2 separate regions of the Homo sapiens genome follow, and region 2 is linked to region 1. A link is a contact called in ENCODE Hi-C data. All regions are on one chromosome and are shown on one strand. Each heading gives the region's core, a stretch centred on a gene start or an enhancer-like site at or near the end of the contact. The rest is flanking DNA. Distances are from core to core; before and after follow the strand shown.

Region 1 (3,041 bases), core at 273-2,772:
GGACCATGGGATTTTTTTGTTGGTCATGGGGGGTGGTTATTGGTTATTACTGTGATAGTCAGTTTTGCTTCCAGTAGAAAGAACAACGTCAGACATTACAGGAGACCTTCCATACATGTTTGTCAAGTAGGTGAATGATGGATGAATAAAATGAGGTTGCAGGGGAAGGGCTGTGGGAAAGCTGGCCTCCCCCCTGCAAAACGTTGCTGTCTACACTCATCCACCTTCCTTTCTCCAATGCTGGAGATGGAAAAGCTACATGTTCCCTTGCGGATAACCCTCTAAGGGCATTGCTGGCGTTAGGCTGATAGCACTTGGAATAGTGGGGAGGAATGAGGGAATAAATCATGGAGCATGGGCTTAGGGCTCACTTGTAGTAGGGTGCTCCCACGGCCTTCCTAGGCCCAGGGACAGTGAAAGAGGAAAGATGTTTTGGGACTAAGATTGGGGCTGTGTTGGGGACCTGAGCAGAGTGCAACCCAGCATGTCTGGGGCCTCCCCAACCTGACCCCACTTCCTTGACTGCTGGGGTTGACCAGAAACTGTAACTACCCAAGGCCAGGGTTTCACCCTTTGAGGAAGAAGAAACTCCACAACCACTTTACTTTTTAGACAACAGTTTCCCTGAGAAGACGCTCTTTCCAAAAAAACATTTTCATGCCCAATTCCATGTGATGTGGGACGTTGACACAGGAGACTGTCTTCCAGGACCCAGGAGAACTGCTCCTTTAAAGATAATGGGAGTCCCCTTTCCCTACCCGTACCCCTGGGCACTGATAGGGAAAGATGAGAAAGCAAGAGAAATTGAGATAAATGGGCAGGGGATAGGAAGCAGTGCTTCCCCATCCCATCGCCTACATGCCCTCCCCCAAAGATGCCAGCTTGTACGGACAATTAATAGATATTTCTTTTAAAACAAATGAATGATCCGGGACCGGTGGCTCACAGCCTGTAATCCCAGCACTTTGGTAGTCCGAGGCAGGCAGATCGCTTGAACCCAGGAGTTCGAGACCAGCCTGGGCAACGTAGCGAGACCCCCGTCTCTACTTGTAGTCCCAGCTACTCGAAAGGCTGAGGCAGGAGAATCGCTTGAACCCAGGAGGCGGAGGTTGCAGTGAGCAGAGATCAACCACTGCACTCCAGCCTGGGCAACAGAGCAAGACTTCGTCTCAAAAAAATAAAAAATAAAAATAAAACAAATGAATTAAGAAATAGAAGTGAAAGAAGGAAACAGTACATGCGTGGAACTAATGAATGGAGTGAAGGAGGAAGGGGGAAAGAGTGAATGAATGAATGAATGAATGAGTGAATGAATCAACGAAGGAGTGAGTCAAGGCCCGGGAACCACAGACTCCAAGCCTACGCAGAGCCCGGGAAGGGGGATTCCGGAGGGGCGGGGCCTCTTTCCGGAAGCGCCCGCCGGGGGCGGGGAGGGGGCGGGGCCATCCGCGTGAGGCGACCCTGTTGGTCCGGAGGGGCGGGGCGAGGAGGAGGACCCGCTTGGGCGGTTCGGCTGCCCACAGTAACCGCTGGGTGGACCTGGCCAGCGCTCCGAACCTTGTCCTCGCTGCGCGCCGGCCCCTCGGAGCCCCACAGCCCGGGAAGGAGGCCGCCGCGGGCCGGGCGCCCGCTCTGCCAAGCGGACCCGCAACCCGGAAAGGCGGCGCGGCGGAGCCTGGAGCCGGATCCTGCTCAGACCGGGCCCCGGCCGGCCAGAGCCGCGGGCATGTCGGAGGCGCGGAAGGGGCCGGACGAGGCGGAGGAGAGCCAGTACGACTCTGGCATTGAGTCTCTGCGCTCTCTGCGCTCCCTACCCGAGTCCACCTCGGCTCCAGCCTCCGGGCCCTCGGACGGCAGCCCCCAGCCCTGCACCCATCCTCCGGGACCCGTCAAGGAACCACAGGAGAAGGAAGACGCGGATGGGGAGCGGGCTGATTCCACCTATGGCTCCTCCTCGCTCACCTACACCCTGTCCTTGCTGGGGGGCCCCGAGGCTGAGGACCCGGCCCCACGCCTGCCACTCCCCCACGTGGGGGCGCTGAGCCCTCAGCAGCTGGAAGCACTCACTTACATCTCCGAGGACGGAGACACGTGAGTATGGGGGCTAGGCTGAATCGGGATGCTAACTCTGGGCCTGCCCAAGAGCCGCAACAGGTCGGGCACCCCCACTCCCCCGTGAAGATCCTTCAAGTCCCCATTCGCTCTTCCAAACTCCAGACTTAACTCTCAGCCCACTTTTGAGGTCCAGCTAGGCCATGGAATCATCTCTGTCCTCCCATTTCGGGGTGGGCAGAGCTGGCAGGACCCTTAACCCAGCCAGCATCTTGGAAATCTACCAATAATCCACCCTTAGGAAGAGAAAATTCCCCTGACCAAGTCCAGTTTTTTTGTTTCTTCTTGCTGGGGAAGGGGACATCCTTATTTGCTCAATATCTGGGATTCCCAGTTCCTGACCTCAGAATGCTCTGTCTCAAGGAACAACAGGTGCCAGTTACAGGTTGCCAGTCGGGGCCAGGAAGCTAGGCATGGGGGGTGCCACCAGGGTGTAGGTTTGGGACTGGTCCTCAGGAGGATGGGGTGAGCCAGGCTGGGGCACTCTTGCCCCAGCAGACAGACAGGCGGCTGGCTGCCCCAGCTTACTTCCTCCTCTGCTAAGAAAGGGGAAGTGAGGGCTAGAGTCAGCGTCCCTGACATCCTCTACCTCCAGAGCCCCCAGTCCCACTAACTGTCGTGTCTCACTCCCTCACTTAACCCTTCCTCCTCCAGACCCAGATGGAGTTTGGTGGGAGTGGGCCAGAGGGCAGTTGAAGTAAAAGGCAGTTGTGTGGGATGGGTTGGCCAGTTGAGGATTTAGCCCCCCAGGAAGAAGAAAACATTGACAGAGGAGGGAAAGGTTGGGAACTGGGGATGAGAAATAGAGTTGGGGAGGGCTGGAATCCCTGGTCAAGGGTGCTCATATAAATAGGAGTAGGGGAGGCAGGAGGTGGCTGTCCTAACCTGCTTTTTGGAGATGCAGGGTCCTAATCCTGGGTGGCCATTGA
Region 2 (3,405 bases), core at 324-2,823, 880 kb after region 1:
TTAGGAAATATATGTATACCGGAAGGTAGGGAGGTTCAAGTACAAAGGCTTTTCACTTCACTGATATTTCTTGATGTTTAGTGATCTTGCATACAGGTGCTCCCTTCAAAATGAAGGACAAGTTGCTTTACTTGTGCTACCTACCCCTAAACCAAAAGAGTCACATCACTTAGGTGAATTTAGAGACAACATTGATCATATTTGGGTTACTGCTCTGACCTCCTTATCTGGTCACTTGAAATGAAGCCATACTTGAGTGAGATTCAGAGGAAGAAAAGGTTCTCCAGCTGGTCCAGTCTGCAGTGCAACTTAGTCCTTGCGATCCTTATAATGTTCAAAGTGTTTGTGGCAGACTGAGGTACTTTATCATCTATGGCATGTCCTGATAGAATAATCATAGCAGAGGCCCTCTGAGCATGCCTTTTGGCAGGTAAATATTCTCTCTTTGAGAATCAGCTCTCAGCTTGCTGCTGGGCCACGGACACAGCATGATCATGGAACCCAGCATGATCACAGCATAATCATGAACTGGCTATCATCTGGTCTTCCTAGGTATAAAGCTGGTTCATACCTAGGACATGGATCCATTATCAAGTAGAAATGACATACACAAAATGAGGCCACAGCAGATCCTGAAAACACAAATGGCTCCTAGCACCCACACCACTACTTCTGCTGCATTGCTATTTCATCTACCACTATAACCAATGAAATGGGCCTTGTTACCAGACTGCAGTGGAATAAAGTCATGATTAGTTTGTAGCTGTCTTCACCTAATGTGCTGGCATTAGAAAGAAATGGGCTGCTGTGATACTGTGGCCCCCAATCAAGGGTGACCCTGAAGGACACTGAGGATAGTCAGGACTTCAAGAAATACAACTACCTGACCAGTTTTCCCAGAAGGAGAAACAGGTTAAGAGTCTACACTGATTTGGCCGGGCCCGGTGGCTCATGCCTGTAATCCCAGCACTTTGGGAGGCCGAGGCAGGTGGATCACGAGGTCAGGAGATCGAGATCATCCTGCCTAGCATGGTGAAACCCCGTCTCTACTAAAAAATACAAAAAAAACCCCAAAAAAATTAGCCAGGCATGGCGGCACGCACCTGTAGTTCCAGCTGCGTGAACCTGGGAGGCAGAGCTTGCAGGGAGCTGAGATCGCGCCACTGCACTCCGGCCTGGGTGACAGAGCGAGACTCCATCTCAAAAAAAAAAAAAAAAAAAAAGAGTCTGAGGTTAATGGTTTGGCTAGATGATTAGGGAGTTAGAAGTGATATTAAAATGAAGTTGGAGAAGTATAATGTGGAAGAACTTCTTAAAATGGTTCCCAAATGTGACAGTATCTGTCATGATTCAGTTGCAGACCACAGATACCACTCTACTTAATTTAAGGGAGAAGGGCGTTATTACCAGGGATCACGTGTGGCTTACACAATATTTGTAAGGGGTAGGGGAAGAAGCTTTAGGTGGAGCTTGTAAGAGCACTCCCCACACCCAGAATCTCACTGATTCTGCTATGCTTGGGTAAGCTATGGCTTCCACTGCAGGAAACCAGCAAATCAGCACGTCGGTAACCACAGAACCACACTTCCTCTGTCATGATTCACAGCAGCAAAGTGAATACTTCATATCCTGCCTCTTTCTCCACATCACTCAGTTAACTGGGTTTCACATTCAAGTCTCATGGGAATATACCTGATTGGCAAAAATCTCAATTACACCTGAAACCATAACTGTAATAGGATCTGAGAAATACAGCTTTTATCTTTCTAGACTCTCAGTATAGAAAGGTACGAAGGAGTTTAGAATGTATGTTGAGAAAACCAGTCTAAGGAGTTTAGAACGTATGTTGAGAAAACCAATCTACTATAATGAGAACATTTGTGCCTCGTGAGTAGAAGAGGGTTATCAACAATCAGGTAGAGAAGATGAACTGCTCTATGGATGGTATCCACCCTTTCCCCTAGTTACACCAGAGTGTGCTGTATGAGCTTGTGAACAAAGTGACCATGGGACCACTGATGGAGGCAATGCATGTTGAGTGTAAAGGCTCAATCACGTGGACGTTCTCACACTAAGATTGACCTGCTACTGCCAGTTTGGACCTCTTCCTTCATGGACAGGGCAGTAATTTATCTTCATTGTAGAAGAAACTTACTTTAAATTTCTATATATTTTTCCTACTCACTGTATTTTTGCCAGCACCATCCAGAAACTTACTGAATGACTCATAAGGCATTCAACATGACATCCCACACAATGATGCTTTTGGCCAAGGGAGTACTTTTACGGTGGAAGAAGTAAGACAGCTGGGATACACAATTCAACTCTTCTGGGATTCCTTATTTAGTTTTATTGTATATTCCAGCTAGTCTTATAGAATAGGCTTACTGAGGTCTTAGTTTTTATTTTGCCAACTGGAGACAACATCTCATAAGATCATAGCGGTATCAGCCGGGTACGGTGGCTCACGCCTGTAATCCCAGCACTTTGGGAGGCCAAGGCGGGTGGATCACTTGAGGTCAGGAGTTCGAGACCAGCCTGACCAACATGGTGAAACCCCATCTCTACTAAAAACACAAAATTAGCCAAGCGTGTTTGGCACATGCCCGTAATCCCAGCCACTCGGGAGGCTGAGGCAGAAGAATAGCTTGAACCCAGGAGCTGGAGGTTGCAGTGAGCCGCAATCGCACCATTGTACTCCAGCCTGGGTGACAAGAGCAAAACTCTGTCTCAAAGAAAGAAAGAAAAAAAAAGATTAGAGTGGTATCCTACAGAATGTGACATAAGCTCTGAAATAGTGACCAACGATGTGGAGCATTTCTCTCATAACCAAAAATATACAAGGGTGGGGATGAGATATATAGGTGAGGTGGTACCTATTACAGTTACACTTGTGGCTGGGCGTGGTAGCTCACACCTGTAACCCCGGCACTTTGGGAGGCTGAGGCAAGGGAATCTCTTGGGCCCAGGAGTTCAAGACCAGCCTGGGGAACATGGCAAAATCCAGTCCCAACAAAAAGTACAAAAAATTAGCAGGGTGTGGTGGCATATACCTATAGTCTCAGCTACTTGGGAGGCTGAGGGGTGGGAGGATTGCTTGAGCCCAGGAGGTTGAGGCTGCAGTGAGCCATGATCATGCCAGCCCGGCCAACAGAGTGGGACAGTTTCTCAAAAAAAAAAAAAAATACACTTGTATCCTTAACAAATTACTACAAACTTGGAAAGTAAAAAACAACACATATTTATTATCTTACAGCTCTGGAGTGCAGAAATCCAAAATGGGTCTCACTGGGCTAAAATTAAGGTGTGGACAGGGCTGTGTTACTTTTGGAGGCCCTAGGTGACAAATCTTGCCTGTTCCCTTGGCTTTTTTAACTTCTGGAGGTTACCCACATTTCTTGGCTC

What was found. Hi-C counts contacts between places; a loop is a spot of excess contacts on that map. Pooled maps may share reads with other maps.
Region 2: a map with no recorded cell type shows a loop between it and region 1 (9-fold over the local background). The contact joins the enhancer-like site here to the promoter of NFKBIE in region 1. A Hi-C loop is called at or near these places in 7 of 37 single-sample maps with no recorded cell type and 3 of 50 pooled maps.

The regions. Positions count from the first base shown.
Region 1 is chr6:44,264,032-44,267,072 of GRCh38, reverse strand. NFKBIE (NFKB inhibitor epsilon) reads left to right here and starts at 1,522. Exons shown (of 6, transcript NM_004556.3): 1 at 1,522-2,091. The coding sequence starts at 1,727. RefSeq lists a silencer at 1,308-1,977 and enhancers at 1,896-2,395, 2,788-3,017.
Region 2 is chr6:43,382,064-43,385,468 of GRCh38, reverse strand. No RefSeq gene overlaps it. Among named protein-coding and RNA genes, the nearest start is that of ZNF318, 14 kb to the right of the region's middle. RefSeq lists an enhancer at 1,791-1,970. Within about 2 kb of position 1,573, at least 9 of the 41 ENCODE cell types and tissues checked have a DNase peak (open chromatin) inside an H3K27ac peak, as active enhancers do.